Linked DNA regions of Homo sapiens: region 2 is linked to region 1. Evidence: chromatin loops called from intact Hi-C (ENCODE). Cell type or tissue: spleen. All regions are shown on one strand.

Evidence for each region. A loop is a pair of places that touch in the nucleus more often than their neighbours do. Peaks named below come from ENCODE experiments on the same cell type or tissue, not always from the same donor. Only the 100,000 strongest peaks of a DNase experiment are listed, where the experiment ranks them.
Region 2: a loop joins it to region 1, with 5 times the contacts of the local background. A loop is called at or near these places in 4 of 110 quality-filtered maps.

The regions. Positions count from the first base shown.
Region 1 is chr7:68,160,111-68,168,110 of GRCh38, reverse strand. The region is part of intron 4 of LOC105375341 (a long non-coding RNA gene); the gene reads left to right. Among named protein-coding and RNA genes, the nearest start is that of LINC01372, 830 kb to the right of the region's middle. In spleen, no CTCF peak of the experiment used is centred here; a DNase peak (open chromatin) is centred at 4,925.
Region 2 is chr7:67,622,110-67,630,109 of GRCh38, reverse strand. It overlaps the pseudogene MTATP6P21 and the pseudogene MTCO3P41. Among named protein-coding and RNA genes, the nearest start is that of LINC01372, 290 kb to the right of the region's middle. In spleen, a CTCF peak has its summit at 4,775 (motif pointing left); a DNase peak (open chromatin) is centred at 4,688; H3K4me3 peaks cover 314 bases; H3K27me3 peaks cover 2,469 bases.

The DNA.
Region 1 (8,000 bases):
TTTATTTTTTTGAGACAGGGTCTTACTCTGTCACCCAGGCTGGAGTGCAGTGGCATGATCATAGCTCAATGCAGCCTCAAACTCCTGGGCTCAAGCAATCCTCCTGCCTTGACCTCCTGTGTAGCTGGGACTACAGGCATGTACCACCATGCCTGCTTAATTTTTTAAAAATCTTTTTGTAGAGATGGGGTTCTCCCTATGTCACCCAGGCTGGTCTTGAACTCCCAATCTCAAGAGATCCTCCTGCCTCAGCCTCCAAATTGAGGAAAAAGAAACTACCAAAACTAGGAGGGCATCCAAAGTGCTGAGATTACAGGTGTGAGCCACCACGCCTGGCCAGAGAGAGATGTTTTTATGCATATATTATAAATGATAGATTTAAGCCTCAGAAAGTTTAAGTCCAAAGTCATACAGCCAGTGAGTTTCCTAGGCTCAAAGTCTAATTGAGATGTGTCAGCTGCAAAGGGCAGGCCCTTTTAAGAACCTCATCCTGATCATAGCACTTGGTTATTTATTTGCTTGTCTACACCTCCATTAGCCCGTGATGTTTATAGGAGCCAAGACTGTACCAAACTCACACACAGTCACCACCTTGCCCTTAGCATGCCATGCCCATGTGTTGAGTGAATAAGTGGATGAGTGAATGAATCAATGAACAAATGATTTTTCACATGGCACAGATGCAATCACGTGTAACAGATTTTGAACAAATATTTTATTTCGCTGTCTTTAGCTTTCTGCCTTGATTAACTGCTGCTATCTTCTCTTGCTCTTCATCATATATATATATAAATTTTTTTTTTTTGAGACGGAGTCTCTCTCTGTTTTACAGTGACATGATCTTGGCTGACTGCAACCTCCGACTCCCAGTTTCAAGCAATTCTCCTGCCTCAGCCTCCCGAGTAGCTGGGATTACAGGCACTCACCGCCATGCCAGCTAATTTTTGTATTTTTAGTAGAGACGGGGTTTCACCATATTGGCCAGGATGGTCTCGATCTCCTGACCTCGTGGTCCACCCACCTCGGCCTCCCAAAGTGCTGGGATTACAGGCATGAGCCACTGTGCCCAGCCCTCCATCCTATATTTTAAAAAATTCCACCGAGATATTCATGGGATGATGTTTCTCCCAGTACCTTCTGGGGAATTGTCCAACCACACGGTACTAATTTCATACAACTTAAACGGCCCAGACATTTAGCTTACCTCTCTCATTTATATTACAGTACAAATCTGGGATGTGCTTGTTTAAGTGACAGAAGGAGACAGCCTTTAATCTACACATGATTTCTTCTCAACTGCTCTCTCTGTGTAATGGCAGATGGTTCGCAGGCCCATCCTGTGAATGTTATGGTACTTAATGCATAAGCAGAGTCTGGGAGGGGAGGAGAGAGAGATGGAGATGAGATAAAAGACAATTACCATTTGTTCATATTTCAAATCCCACTTAGAGGAGGAATTGCAGCTCAAAAATGGAAGGCGGAGATGGGGTGGGGAGGAAGCCAGTTACATACAAGGTAAAATCCGGGGGATTAGGTGGATATAGTTAACTGACAGCAGAGATGTTTATTTCATACAAGCACAGCCTTGCTTTCTTCTAAACTGCTTGCTTAAATATCAGGGCTTCGGGAAGGCAACCTCCATATTTTACATGAAAAAAATTTGGGGTTAAAATAATTAACATTTTCCAACAAATATAACAAATGATTCGTGTATTTAATATTTAATTATCTTCTACAGAGCAAATGAATAATTTAAATAAACACTTAGAGATCCACTCATAAAACAAAAAACACAAAGAATTTCTAACAAACTTTTAGAACAATATATAGCCACAGCAGAAATGGAAAAATACAATAAAGTAGGAGGTCCTTTTCTGTCTGTGAAATTAGCAAAGATAGAAAAATGATGATCCAAATTGTGAGGAATATATAATGCAATGTGCAGCCTCATATACTTTTGGTTAGAATATGAATTAGTTCCCTCTTTTCAGAATTATCTGTAAAGAATAGTAAAAGTACACAGAAACATTATCTCTGAATTCTGGTTCTGAAAACTTATCTTAAAGCAATAATTCAAGATTGGTGAGGAAAGAACAGTTTTATGCAAAAAGACATTGGTTACACTCTTGTTATTACTGGGGTAAAGTGGGTGAAAAATTAAAAATGACTCAATCTAGAAATCTGGTTTGGTCACAGTAGAGTCCTACAACAAAATATGTTATTTCTTTCACCCAGTGCTTTTGTTTATATCTGTAGATAAGCTAAATAGTCAGTTGTATTTTTTTCTAGATTTTTATTTTTATTATTATTATTTTTTAAGATAAAGTCTTGCTCAGTCACCCAGGCTGGAGTGCAGTGGTGCAATCTTGGCTCACTGCAGCCTCCCCCTCCCAAGTTCAAGCAATTCTCCTGCCTCAGCCTCTCAGGTAGCTGGAATTACAGGCATATGCCACGACGCTTGGCTAATTTTTTGTATTTTTAGTAGAGATGGAATTTCACCATGTTGGCCAGGCTGGTCTCAAACTCCTGGCCTCAAGTGATCCGCCTGCCTTGGCTTCCCAAAGTGGTGGGATTACAGGCATGAGCCACCATGCCTGGCCTGATGTTCTTCTTTCTTTTTCTCTTTTCTTTTTTTTTTTTTCAGAGTCAGGGTCTCAGTCTGTCACTCAAGTTGGAGTGCAATGGTGTGATCATAGCTCACTGCAGCCTCCAACTCCTGAGCTCAAGCAATTCTCCTGCCTCAGTCCCCCAAGTAGCTGGGACTACAGGTGTATACCACCACGCCTGGCTAATTTTGTAGGGATTTTTTTGTGTGTGTGTAGGGATAGGGTCTTGCTATGTTGCCCTGGTTGATCTCAAACTCCTGGCCTCAAGCAATTCTCCTGCCTCAGTCTCTGAAAGTGCTGGGTTTACAGGCATGAGCCACTGTGCCTGGCCCTCATTTCTTCCTTCTAACCCTTTGTTCTATATAGATGTTATTTTAACATGCCATATGAAGACTCAGAGGACATGGGTCCAAATCCTGTCTTTGCCATCAGCTATGTTACTTTTGATTCACGGAAGCAAAAATGATCTCACCTACCATACAGATTGCTTGTGAATCTCCTGTGAGTTGCTGCATACAGAATTAGTGAGATTTGTTTTAATTGGCTGCCTAGCACAGGGACAAGGGGCTGCTGCACATCACCCCATCTATCAGGAGACAGATAGAGAGTAAGAACTGGGGCAGGGTGCGGTGGCTCACACCTGTAATCCCACACTTAGGGAGGCCGAGGAAGGCAGATCTCTTGAGACCAGGAGTTCGAGACCAGCCCGGCCAACATGGCGAAACTCCATCTCTACTAAAAATACAAAAATTAGCCGGGTGTGGTGGCGTGTGCCTGTAGTCCCAGCTACTTGAGAGGCTGAGGCATGAGAATCCCTTGAACCTGGGAGGCAGAGGTTGCAGTGAGCTGAGATCGTGCCACTGTACTTCAGTCTGGGCAAGAGTGAGACCCTGTCCCCGCTAAAGAAAGAGAGAGAGAGAATAAGAACTGGAATAGTTGGAGAAATCTATGTGGAAAAGGCAATCCTGAATCATGTATTAAAAACAAGGCGAGGCCAGGTGCAGTGGCTCACGCCTGTAATCCCAGCACTTTGGGAGGCCAAGGCAGGCAGATCACAAGGTCGGGAGTTTGAGACCTGCCTGGTCAACATGGTGAAACCCCATCTCTACTAAAAATACAAAAATTAGCCAGACGTGGTGGCGTACGCCTATAATCCCAGCTACTTGGGAGGCTGAGGCAGGAGAATCGCTTGAACCCAGGAGGTGGAGGTCACAGTGAGCTGAGACAGTGCCACTACTTTAGCCTGGGTGACAGAGCGAGACCCTGTCCCCCCAAATAGAGAGAGAGAGAGAGAGAGAGAGCATAAGTACTGAAATAGTTGGAGAAATTTATGTGGAAAAGGCAATCCTGAATCACATATTAAAAATAAAGGCCCGGCTGGGGGTGATGGCTCACTCCTGTAATCCCAGCACTTTGGGAGACCAAGGTGGGTGGATCACGAGGTCAGGAGATCGAGACCATCCTGGCTAACACGGTGAAACTCCGTCTCTACTAAAAATACATAAAATTAGCTGGGTGTGATGGTGGGCGCCTGTAGTCCCAGCTACTCGGGAGGCTGAGGCAGGAGAACGGCGTGAACCCGGGAGGTGGAGCTTGCAGTGAGCCGAGATCGCGCCACTGCACTCCAGCCTGGGCAACAGAGCGAGACTCCGTCTCAAAAAATAAAAAAATTCAAATAAATAAATAAATAAATAAATAAATAAATAAAGGCTAGGCACAGTGGCTCACGCCTGTAATCCCAACACTGTGGGAGGCCAAGGTGGGCAGATCATGAGGTCAAGAGATTGAGACCATCCTGGCCAACATGGTGAAACCCCATCTCTACTAAAAAATACAAAAATTAGCTGGGTGTGGTGGCATGCACCTGTAGTCCCAGCTACTCGGGAGGCTGAGGCAGGAGAATCGCTTGAACCCAGGAGGCAGAGGTTGCAGTGAGCAGAGATCACGCCACTGCACTCCAGCCTGGGTGAGAGAGTGAGACTCCATCTCAAAAAAAAAATAAAATGAAATTAAATAAATACATAAATGAAGTGAAAGATTTCCATTTCTAGCCATGAAGGAAAAACAAGGATCAGAGTTCCACTCCAGCCTTAAATGACTAGAACATCAGATAAATGGAAGAAACAAGAGTTTTCGGAGATTGAACAATAGACAACACAGGACATTGATCGTTGCAAGAAGACCAGCCAATGAGGTGACCTGTAGGAGTGCCCCAACTCACTCCCTGCAGAGAGGTACCATGGCTAATCCCAATGGCCAGGGAGCACAGCAAAGCCTTGCAGAATCAAGGGGACAGAGTGTGGTTCTAGGGCAGGAGGCCAGGAGGCTGGAGTTTGCATGGATGTTTCCTGGAGATAAGGAAGCCGAGCCAGAGAGAGATCCAGAGATTCACAGACCAGCCTTGGCAACATGGCGTAACCCCGTCTCTACTAAAAATACAAAAAGTAGCCGGGCATGGTTGTGCACGCCTGCAATTCCTGCTACTGGGGAGGCTGAGGCAGGAGAATGGCTTGAACCCTGGTGGGGGTGGAGGTTGCAGTGAGCTGAGATCACACCACTGCACTCCAGCCTAGGCGACAGAAGGAGTGAGCCTCTGTCTGAATCTTTGAATACTGCTCTGTGCATGTGTATGAAGAAACTACCCAAACTGGGAGGCGGGGGGTGGAGGCGGGAATCCCTATCCTTCCCAAGCTGGGTCGCTATTCTAATGGTAGGGGTGGAGGATAATTCTAGGTAACATTGAAGTGGTGATCAAAGTCCTCCCTGAAGTGTCCCCCTTTAGTGATATCCAATTGCCCCCCTACTCACTGGCAAATTTTTATTTACTTGAAACACCAACCCCAGATCTTTTTATTTTTTCTTTTCTGACAGGGTCTCCCTCTGAAGGGAGGGAGTACTCCACCCAGGCTTGATCAGTGTACAGTGGCATGATCAGAGCTCACTGCAGCCTCGACCTCCTGGACTCAAGCGATCCTCCTGCCTCAGCCTCCTGAGTAACTGGGACCACAGGCATGTCTTGCCATGTCCAGCTCATTTTTAAAAATTATTTTTTGTAGAGATGGAGTCTCCCTATATCGAGAAAGCAAGTCAGGGTCTTGCTCTCTCACCCAAGCTGGAGCGCAATTGTGCAATCATAGCTCACTGCAGCCTCCAGCTCCTGATCTCAATCAATTCTCCTGCCTCAGCCTTGCAAGTAGCTAGGATGACAGGTGTGCACCACTATACCTGGCTAATTTTGTTTTTTGTGTTTGTGTGTGTAGAGATGGGCTCTTGCTGCGTTGCCCAGGTTGATCTCAAACTCCTGGCCTCAAGCAATCCTCTCACCTAGGCCTCCCAAAGTGCTGGGATTACAGGTGTGAGCCACTGCACCCAGTCTGAGCCCAAATCTTCCTGTATCTATACTGCTTTTCCTACAAATGCAAGAACCTAAAAATACATTCAGCCCAAGGCTACATCCTGGCCACAGATACATAAAAACCACCTCAAACACAACTATGGCCTTCTCCATTCACTACTGGGGACTGAAATATTTGTCGTTGTACACATAATATTTTATTTGTTCCTAATAATGCTGTGAATGAAGGATGGTAAATGTGCTTTGCCTGCTTTAAGAAACCCAACATCCAGAGAGGTTCATTAACTTTTCCAAAACCACACAACAAGATAATGGGAGAAGTGGAACCAGAGTTAAGGTTATCTAATACTTAAGTTGATTTCTTCTCATGAAATCAAAAATAAACTTGTAGGCCAGGCACAGTGGCTCAAGCCTCGAATCCCAGCACTTTGGGAGGCCGAGGCAGGTGGATCACCTGAAGTCAGGAGTTCGAGACTAGCCTGGCCAACATGGTGAAACCCTATCTCTACTAAAAATACAAAAATTAGCCAGGTGTAGTTGCACGCTCCCAGCTACTCAGGAGGCTGAGGCATGAAAATTACTTAAACCCAGGAGGCGGAGGTTGCAGTGAGCCAAGATTGCACCACTGCCCTCCAGCTTGGGCAACAGAGCAAGACTCCATCACAAAAACAAATAAATAAATAAAATAAACAAGCACATCCATTAAGATCCTTCTTGGTATTCATCACCATTTCCTAGATACCTGGAAAATAAGGAACTCTACCTTTTCTGTGCATGAAACCAAACTCTGCAATAAGAACCTCCCTTCTTGAGTCCAGATTTATTAGAAAATCTGCATTTATAACACTCTGGTTCTCTGGAGAATGTAACTTTCAGTCCAGATAAAAATATGGTTTGACAGCAAAATCATGCTATGAAAGCAAGATCATATTCCAGACTGCATATAACACAACCAAATATGAAAAAAAATGGTTAAGAGCAAAACTATACACTGGATTTGAGGGCTGAATCTGCTACTCACTTGTTCAGAGACTTGAGAGAGTTATTAAATCTCTTAAAGTTTCTGTTTACTCACCTATAAAATGAGGCCAATAACACTCAACTCAGTGGGGTTACTGTGAGGGTTAAATGAAGTAATTCAAGTAAATGTGTTTTGCCTTGAATACGGTAAGAGCCCAAAACACCATTCAATGCACACTTACGCCTGTCTGGTGATTCACTACCTTTGGCCTTCAATATATTCTCAACAACCTCTCTGTAACGTGTTGGAGTTCTGAGCTATCATTTCTCAAATGACACAATCTACTTATGTGACTTAGTTGCGTAGGAGGAATTTGCTCCAACAGTCCTCAACAGTCTTCCTCATCATTTAGTTCATAAAGCTCAAGATATGTGAATTCAGCCAACAAAAATTGCCATGTCTTCTCCCCAAAAGGAATTCATAAAGGAAATTCACCATTTGAAGCTAGAGGTAGAATTCCTTTAGAATTTTCTTTAGAATTTCTAGTACTTAAGTCAATTCTTTTCATGAAATCAAAGATTAACTTGTAGGAAATATCAGAGGTCAATCATTTTTTTGCAACTTAGACATAAAGGAAAGAAATTTTGCTCCCCCTCACCCCAAGCTGACCTTTAAGAATCAAGCTCCAACACCTTTATTCCTGGTAGTTTATTCCTTTCAATGCTTTAGCTCAAGTAGGCATTTAACAGACGTGAAGGGGTGTTTGTGAAGACAAGAGTTTAATTCATCAGATGGTCTATTTCCTGATGACTTGTACCTGGAGGTGATTGGATTATCTGTATCATGCCCTAAAAGTTACCACTTAGGCTGGCATGGTGGCTCATGCCTGTAGTCCTGGTGCATAGGATGAAGTTATAGGAATAGAGAAATTCTTTTTTTTTTTTTTTTTTTACTGTCGCCTGGGCTGGAGTGCAGTGGCATGATCGTGGCTCACTGCAACCTCCGCCTTCTGGGTTCAAGTGATTCCCCTGCCTCAGCCTCCCAAGTAGCTGGGATTACAGGTGCCTGCCACCACACC
Region 2 (8,000 bases), 540 kb after region 1:
TTCTCTCTCTCTCTCTTCCCCAAGTCCCACAGTGACCTAGTACTGACAACAGAAAACAGCCCTGCAAACTCTCCTGAGAGACTCTTCCTCCCACACCCAAGAATTTTCTTGGGCCCTCTTTTTCTTTCTTAGGGCTTCTGTTTCTGCTTAATTGTATGGGAGGAGGGAGGAAGGAAGGGAGCTCGGAGAGTCGTAAAGAAGCAGATAAAAGGAGGGAACTACATGGGGACACACAGATATAAATATATAGATGACGCCAGGCACAGTGGCTCATGCACGTAACCCCAGCACTTTGGAAGGCCAAGGCTGGAAGATTGCTTGAGCCTAGGAGTTTGGGACCAGCCTGGGCCACCTAGGGAGATACCGGACCAGCCTGGGCAACCTAGGGAGATCCCGTCTCCATGAAAAATTTTAAACATTAGCCCAGTGTGGTGGTGCGTGCCTCTAGTCCCATCTACTCAGGAGGGTGAGGCAGGAGGATGGCTTGAGCCCGGGAGGTGGAGGCTGCAGTGAGCCATGATTGTGCCACTGCACTCCAGCCTGGGTGACACAGCAAGACCTTACCTCCAAATAAATAAATATATAAATATAGAGAGTGTAGGTTACATATAAATATAGCTCACCTTACAGGTTATGTAGACAAAAAAAAAAAAAAAAAAGTGTCCTAAGAGGTATAGTGAATTATCTTAGCAACGCAGATAAAGGAAGAATTAAGTCTTCCACAGAGGTGAGATAAGGAGAGAGGGACAGCTTGGAGCTGGCTCTGGAAGCATGCAAAGGCGGGAAATGGGGAGAGAGCTCACGGGAGGTGGGGTAAGGACTGAGGGACCCATGGGGCTAGAGCAGTGACTGTCTCCTCTCTCCAACCCTTCACCCCATCGTGATCTCGCTCTGACCACACCTCTCCACCAGTGCTGCTTCTGCAGCCACCAAAGCCCAGACAGTCTAACCCAAGGGACAGGATCCAGTCTTTGTTTGGCTGGATCTGGCTGCTGCATTTGACCTTGTGGACTACTCACTCGTAGAAACGTCTTCTTTGATTTCTGTAATTCACGGCCTCTTGGTTTCCATGACTTCTCTCAGTCTCCTTTGCTGGGTTTTTCTTTCTCTTCTCTGTTGATAACGCTGTGGCTCCATCCAGAGTTAACGCGCTGGGCATTCTCCCTTGGGATGCCGCCATTCACACCCACGGCATTACCTCCATCTTTACCTTGGTAAGTCCCAAATCTCCTTGACCATCTCCTATCTTCCTTTTCATCTTCAAACCCACAGGTCCTATGCTGTCCATGGAATTTTATCCGGGATGTCGCACACCCAGGCACCACCCATTTAAAGTGTTCAGATTCAAACTCTTCTCTCCTCCGAGAATGGCTGGGCCATCTGGGTGGGTGCCGCCATCTTGTCGGGGCCATGCTTGTTCTCCCAGCTACCTCCATAGTACCTGTCCTTCTCTTCAGCCCCCTCACAGCCTAGAAGTCCTGAGCCTGGAAGATCATCCCTTCTACACCTAGTAGTCACAGGAATCTGTAAAGAATCACTCTCCCTTCTCTGCAAAGTATGCATCTAATTCTTTACTCATGTATGCCAGTGTAGACACCTGGATATTGATTTTTATTCAATGTGTTATAATCCATGACTATCATTGTTTTTGAGACAGGTTCTCGCTCTGTTGTTCAGGCTGGAGTGCAGTGGTGCAATCACAGCTCACTGCAGCCTGCACCTCCCAGGCTCAAGCGATCCACCTGCCTCAGCCTCCTGGTAGAACGCTCAGAAGAAACCAGTGAAGAAGAGCACCTCTGAAACAATGAATAAGATCATTCCATATGGAAGAACTTTTTGGATGATTGATGTATGGTGGCCTTGGAATGTGCCTTCTCAGATAATATCACATCATCAATTGATATGTTATTAATGTATTGGTTAGTAGGGAAGGGAAGGGAAGGGAGGGGTAGCGGAGTCAGGAGGGTAGCAGAGTTAGAATGAAATCATATGGCTAGGCTGGATGCTACTAGTAGTGCTGAAAGGGCTCCCATCAGTGGTCAGGGGCTAGGCTTGGCCCATCTGATAGGCATGAGTTTGGTGGGTCATTATGTGTTGTCATGGAAGTAGAGGCTTACTAGTAGTGTAAAGATGTAGGCCTGAAAAAGGGCTACAGCAAATTCGAGGGTGGTTAATAAAACTAGAATAATGAATGTACTTGAAGCTGTGGGTAAATTAATAGTTGATAATATTAGTATAGCTCCTCCAATTAAGTGCATTAGTAAGTGGCCAGCTGTAACTGGAACTAAAGGTGTGGGCCACCACATCCAGTTAATTTTTGTTGTTTTTTTTTTTTTGTGGAGATGGGATTTCACCGTGTTGCCCAGGCTGGTCTCAAACTCCTGGGCTCAAGCAATCTGTCCGCCTCGGCCTCTCAGTAGCTGGGACCACAGGCTGGTGCACCACCACGCCAGGCTAATTTTTGTATTTTTTCTTTTTTTTCCTTTTTTTTTTTTTTTTTTTTTGTAGAGATGGGGTCTCACCATGTTGCCCAGGCTGGTCTCAAACTCCTAGGCTCAAGCGATCTGCCTGTCTCGGTCTCTCAAAGTGCTGGGATCACAGAAACGAGCCACCACGTCCGGCCCATTATTTTACTTTGTTGCTCAACTTGTCCCAAATTTGGTCACTGGGAGCTCCTTCAAGCCGGTTCCTGTGTCCTTCTGACATGCCTCCATACTTCTGTTTTCTCAAATAGTTTCTTACTTTTTGGCATCACAAGATCTTCTAGGCTCAGGACCTTTTTGTCATTTGCCCAAATCTCAGCAAAAGCCTCCTGCTGTTCTCACTGCCTCTCCCCTTAACCCCTCTCAGGTAGCTTCCAGGCTGCAGCAGAGCTAGCCTTCAAGACAAATGCAATTACCTTATTCTTCTGGTCAATAGATTCCGAGGCTCCCCACTGGCTTCAAGATGAAGCAAAAGCTCCTCCCAGGCTCAGCACACAAGGTTCTATGTGACCCACCTTTTGCCAGACTCTATAGCCTTGGAAGTTGCTGCTCCCCTAAACATCACCCCAGCCAGATGGAGCCACAGCTTGCATTGCCACTAACTAATACATTAAGCTGTTTCATTAATTGGTCACTTTTTTAAAGCTGAGACTCTACCTGGTCCTAGGCACTGGGAATAAAGTCAACATTGAAGACAAGGTGCCCGCCCACTCAGAGCTCATAGACCAGTGTGGAGAGGCAGAAGAACAAAACAGAAAATAAAACAGAAGCCAGGCGTGGTGGCTCATACCTATAATCCCAGCACTTTGGGAGGCCAAGGCAGGAGGATCACTTGAGCCCAGAAGTTCAAGGCCAGCCTGGGCAACATAGTAAGACCCCATCTCTACAAAAAAATAAAAATAAAAATAAGCTGGACAAGAGGCAGGCACTGTGGCTGATGCCTGTGATCCCAGCACTTTGGGAGGCTGAGGCAGGCAGATCACTTGAGGTCAGGAGTTTGAGACCAACCTGGCCAACATGGCAAAACCCTGCCTCCACTGAAAATACAAAAATTAGCCAGGTGTGGTGGTGCACACCTGTGGTCCCAGCTACTCGGGAGGCTGAGACAGGAGAACCGCTTGAACCCGGGAGGCAGAGGTTGCAGTGAGCTGAGGTCACATCACTGCACTCCAGCCTGGGTGGCAGAGCGAGACTCCATCTCAAAAAAAAAAAAAAAATTAGCCAGACATGATGGTGCACATCTGTGGTCCCAGCTACTCAGAAGGCTGAGGCGGGAGGATTGCTCAAGCCCGAGGAGGTCTAGGCTGCAGTGAGCTATGACTGCACCACTGCACTCTAGCCTGGGCAACAGAGCAAGACATTGTCTCAAAAAAAAAAAAAAAAAAAAAAGAGGAATGAGAATAAGGTCAAATGCATTAAAGGAGCACTAAAGGAGACAGTTGTAGGAACACATTAGGATGTCTTCGTTCAGACTCGGGGTCTGAATATTTGCTGCTCCCGCAGAGAAAAATGTCCTTCTTCCTCTTGTATATCAGCTGGTACTTTTCTTCTTCCAGGATTCAATTCAAGTGCCAGCTTCCACGGTTAGACCTGGTGAGCAAGGTTTTCCCGTCAGGTACCCACAGCACCCCATCCTTACAGAGTCTTAACTCTTGATTTGTTTCATGACGTCTGCCTTTAGATTTACAGCCAAGATCTTTTTATTAATCCCTAGAACAGAGAGCCCAGTCCAAAGCCGACACTTGATAAATATTTTTTGTAGAAAGTGAATAAATGAAGTGCTCAAATTTTTGAGCTCATGTCTAATGAGAGAGGGCACAGAAAGTCATACTGAGCTTGCTCCTCCCTCCCAGAGAAGCAAGTGTGGACACCTTGGAATTCCTGAAGGAGTGTCTCTTAGAGGGCTGCATCCCTACAGTCTCCCCTGGGAGCAGGACAGAGGAGCTAGGGTGTCTGTAGCGTCTTGAAGATGTGCAATTCAAGCGGGGAAGACGGAGGGTTCAAGGGCTGGGAGAGGCAGCACACCAGTGCCCAGCCAGTCGATTTCCAGGGTGAGCTGGTCCATCAGAGGAGGCTCGGGATGTGAACTGAAAGGGCTGAGCCCTGAGAACGACGACCTCGGAGGATTCAAGCCTAGAGCGCCTTCGCCAAGCTCGAGATTGGGGGCGTGGCTCATCCATGGCTATTCCCGGGGGCCTCTGCAGGGAGCTGGATCTGCCAGGCCGGCAAGATGAGGCAGGACAGAGTGCCAACAGCGACACCATGTGGCCATGAGGAACCATAGCAAGATCTGATCAAATCAGTGGGAGGGGGGATGAAACCAACCCTTTTGGATTGAGATGCTTGAAAAAGTCAAGAGAGGGATGAGCTTCAAGAGGGAGATACTAACTTCTTAAAAATAAGGCATAGTTTTAATTTATTTTTTAACTTTTTTATGCTTTGGGGGATGGAACAGGGTCTCGCTATGTTGCCCAGGCTGGAGTGCAGTGGCACCATCACAGCTCACTGCAGCCTCCACCTCCCAGGCTCAAGCAATCCTCCCACCTCAGCCTCCCTAGTAGCTGGGACTACAGGCTTAAGCCACCACACCTGGCTAATAATCTTTTTTTCTTTGTAGAGAGGGGGCTTGACCAACTCCCATGCTGGTCTCAAACTCCTTTGAAATAAATTCAAATTTATTTTTAAAAGTTGCACCCACAGTACAAGTAATTATCATAAACCCTTAGCAACTTTCTCGAAATATTAATGCATTTTACACAGGCACAATGCACTCATCTACATTAGTCAAAGTTGATGAGATACTGTAAATTAACCTACACATCTTTCTCACGCTTCTCCGATTGTTCCACGAACAGCCTTTATCTGATCCAAGATCCTATCTAGGATATGATGTTGCCTTCATTTGTTGGGTCTCTTTAAACATCCCCCTGTCTAGAATAGTTCTCAGTCTGTTCTTTCATGATCTTGCCATTTTTGAAGAGTACTAGCCAGTTAGTTTCTAGAATGTCCCCAAGTTTGGATCAGTCTGAGGTCTCCTCATATCTAAATTCAGTATTTGAAGGCAAAAGCACCACAGATGTGAGGCTGTCCCCTTCTCAGTGCATCAGGCCAGCAGGCTCATGATGTCACTGTGTCTTCTCTCTATTGGGTGAGACTCTCTCATCTGAAAATCCAAAATCTGTGAGGCTTGATGCTCCAAAACCCAAAACTTTTAGAGTGCAGGTGGAAAATTCCACACCTGACTCATGTGATGGGTCACAGTTAAAACACAGTCAAAACTTTTTTTTCATGCACAAAATGTTTAGAAATATTGTATAAAATTACCTTCAGGCTATGTGTATTAGGTGTAAATAAAACATCAATGAATTTTGTCTTTAGACTCGGGTCTCATCCCCAAGATATCCTATTATGTACATGCAGATATTCCAAAATCCAGAAACATCCAAAATCCAAAACACTTCTGGACCCAAGCACTTCTGATAAGGGATACTCGACCCATAGTGATCTTTAAATTTGATCACCTGATAAAATTGGGATTACTGGGATCTCTACTGTAAAGTTACCATTTTTCTCTTTGTAACTAATAAGTATCAAAGGGGATATACTTTGAGATTATGTGAGTATCACTTTTCTCGCCACGCTTTTGCCCACTCATTTCAGCATCCATTGATTTTTGCCTAAAGCACTTACTACTCTGGTGTTTGCCTATTTCCATCATCCCTTCTACATTTAATGATCAGAATTCTACCGTAAAGAAGTGCTTTCCCCACTCTTCAATTTATTTATGTAATTATTTACTCATGCATGCCAGTGTGGACTTCCGGATACTGATTTTTTATTCTATGCGTTGTAATGCATTACTATCATTATTTATTTTTATTTTGTTGCCCAGCTTGGCCCAGATTTGGCCACTGAGGGCTCCTTCAGGCTGGTTCCTATGTCCTTCTGGCATGCCCTTCCTCTTCCCCCCAGCCAAGTAATTTACTTTTTGGCATCACAAGATCATCTAGGTTTATCCCATGCTTTCTCTGCCCCAGCCTTGGAATTGGACATTGACAAATACTTTGACACCCAATAACCACTCATCCCAACTACTGTGGAAGCGCTCTAAAACTGTGCCCTGTGGTAGATGTGATCATTGCTCCCTCTGCGCAAGGCCCAGCATTTGATCATTTATTTGCTCAATAAATTACTGATTATTCGCTGAAAGAGATTTGTGGCATTTATTCATTGGTTCAGCAAGAACGCACCAAGTGCTTACCACGAGCTAGACCCAGGCTGCTTGTTGAAGATAGAAATTAATCAAACCTGAACCTCACCTCCAAGAGCTTAGAAACAAGTGGGAAGGAAGACAGGCCAGTCAATATAGTCAGAGCATCGCATGAGGCTGAAACAAAGGCACTAAAGACAATAGTCATCACATTCCAAAAGAGATCTAAGACACGCACAAATGACATAACCAAAGAGCTGTCTGAATTATAGCTTAATAACTCCTAAACCTCCCACCCATACCAAGGGTTAAGAGTTGGAGATCGGAGAGGCCAGGCGTGGTGGCTCAGGCCTGTAATCCCAGCACTTTGGGAGGCTGAGGTGGGCGGATCACGGGGTCAGGAGTTCGAGACCAGCCTGGCCAACATGGTGAAACCCAGTCTCTACTAAAAATACAAAAAATTAGCCAGGCATGGTGGTGCACACCTGCAATCCCAGCTACTCCAGAGGCTGAGGCAGGAGAATCGCTTGAACCTAGGAAGCAGAGGTTTCAGTGAGCCGGGATTGTGCCACTGCACTCCAGTCTGGGCAACGGAGCAAAACTCTGTCTCAGAAAAAAAAAAAAAAAGTTGGAGATTGGGGATGATTTTTGCAGACAGCTTCTTTGAAGAAAGCTGTACTTAGTCCCAACCTCACCCCAATCCCCCACCTCCAAATAGAAGAGACACTTCTGCCTGACCCAGGTTTGGCATCAGGGACTTCAAGGAAAGGAGATAGCAAAGGGTTTTAGGACTAGCTGTTGATGTACTGTAAATCTTACTTCCTATCAAGGGTGAGGACTGCAAGGTGCCTGCTCTTCTCCTTGAGCTTGGAGAAGGGGGCTTTGGGGCTTCAGCAGAAACCCCCAAATATATGGTTACTATATATCCCCTCTATTAGAAGACAAAAGGGTTTGGTCTATTTCCTACCCAAGAAACATGAAGGTGAGAGATGGGTTAGCTAGCTGCCAGCAGACAAAACCCCAGAAGAGGTGCTTGCATTTGAAGTCTTCCTGTTCCAGAGCATGTCAGGACAAAGCATCCATGTGTGTCTCCTATGGACCAAGTGTGGTTTTAGACCTCATCCAGGAGGGCTGCAGGGAGAGGCAGTGGACTTCAGCAGAGAGAAGCTAGAGGCACCTCTGGAAGTGAAGCAGCATCGTTGTCTAGGGTAAATACCCAAGGTTCGTTTTCTCACAGCCACAGAAAACTAGGATGCGGACACACCGGAGTGAGGTTAAGAACAGAAGTTTAATAGGCAAAAGAAAGA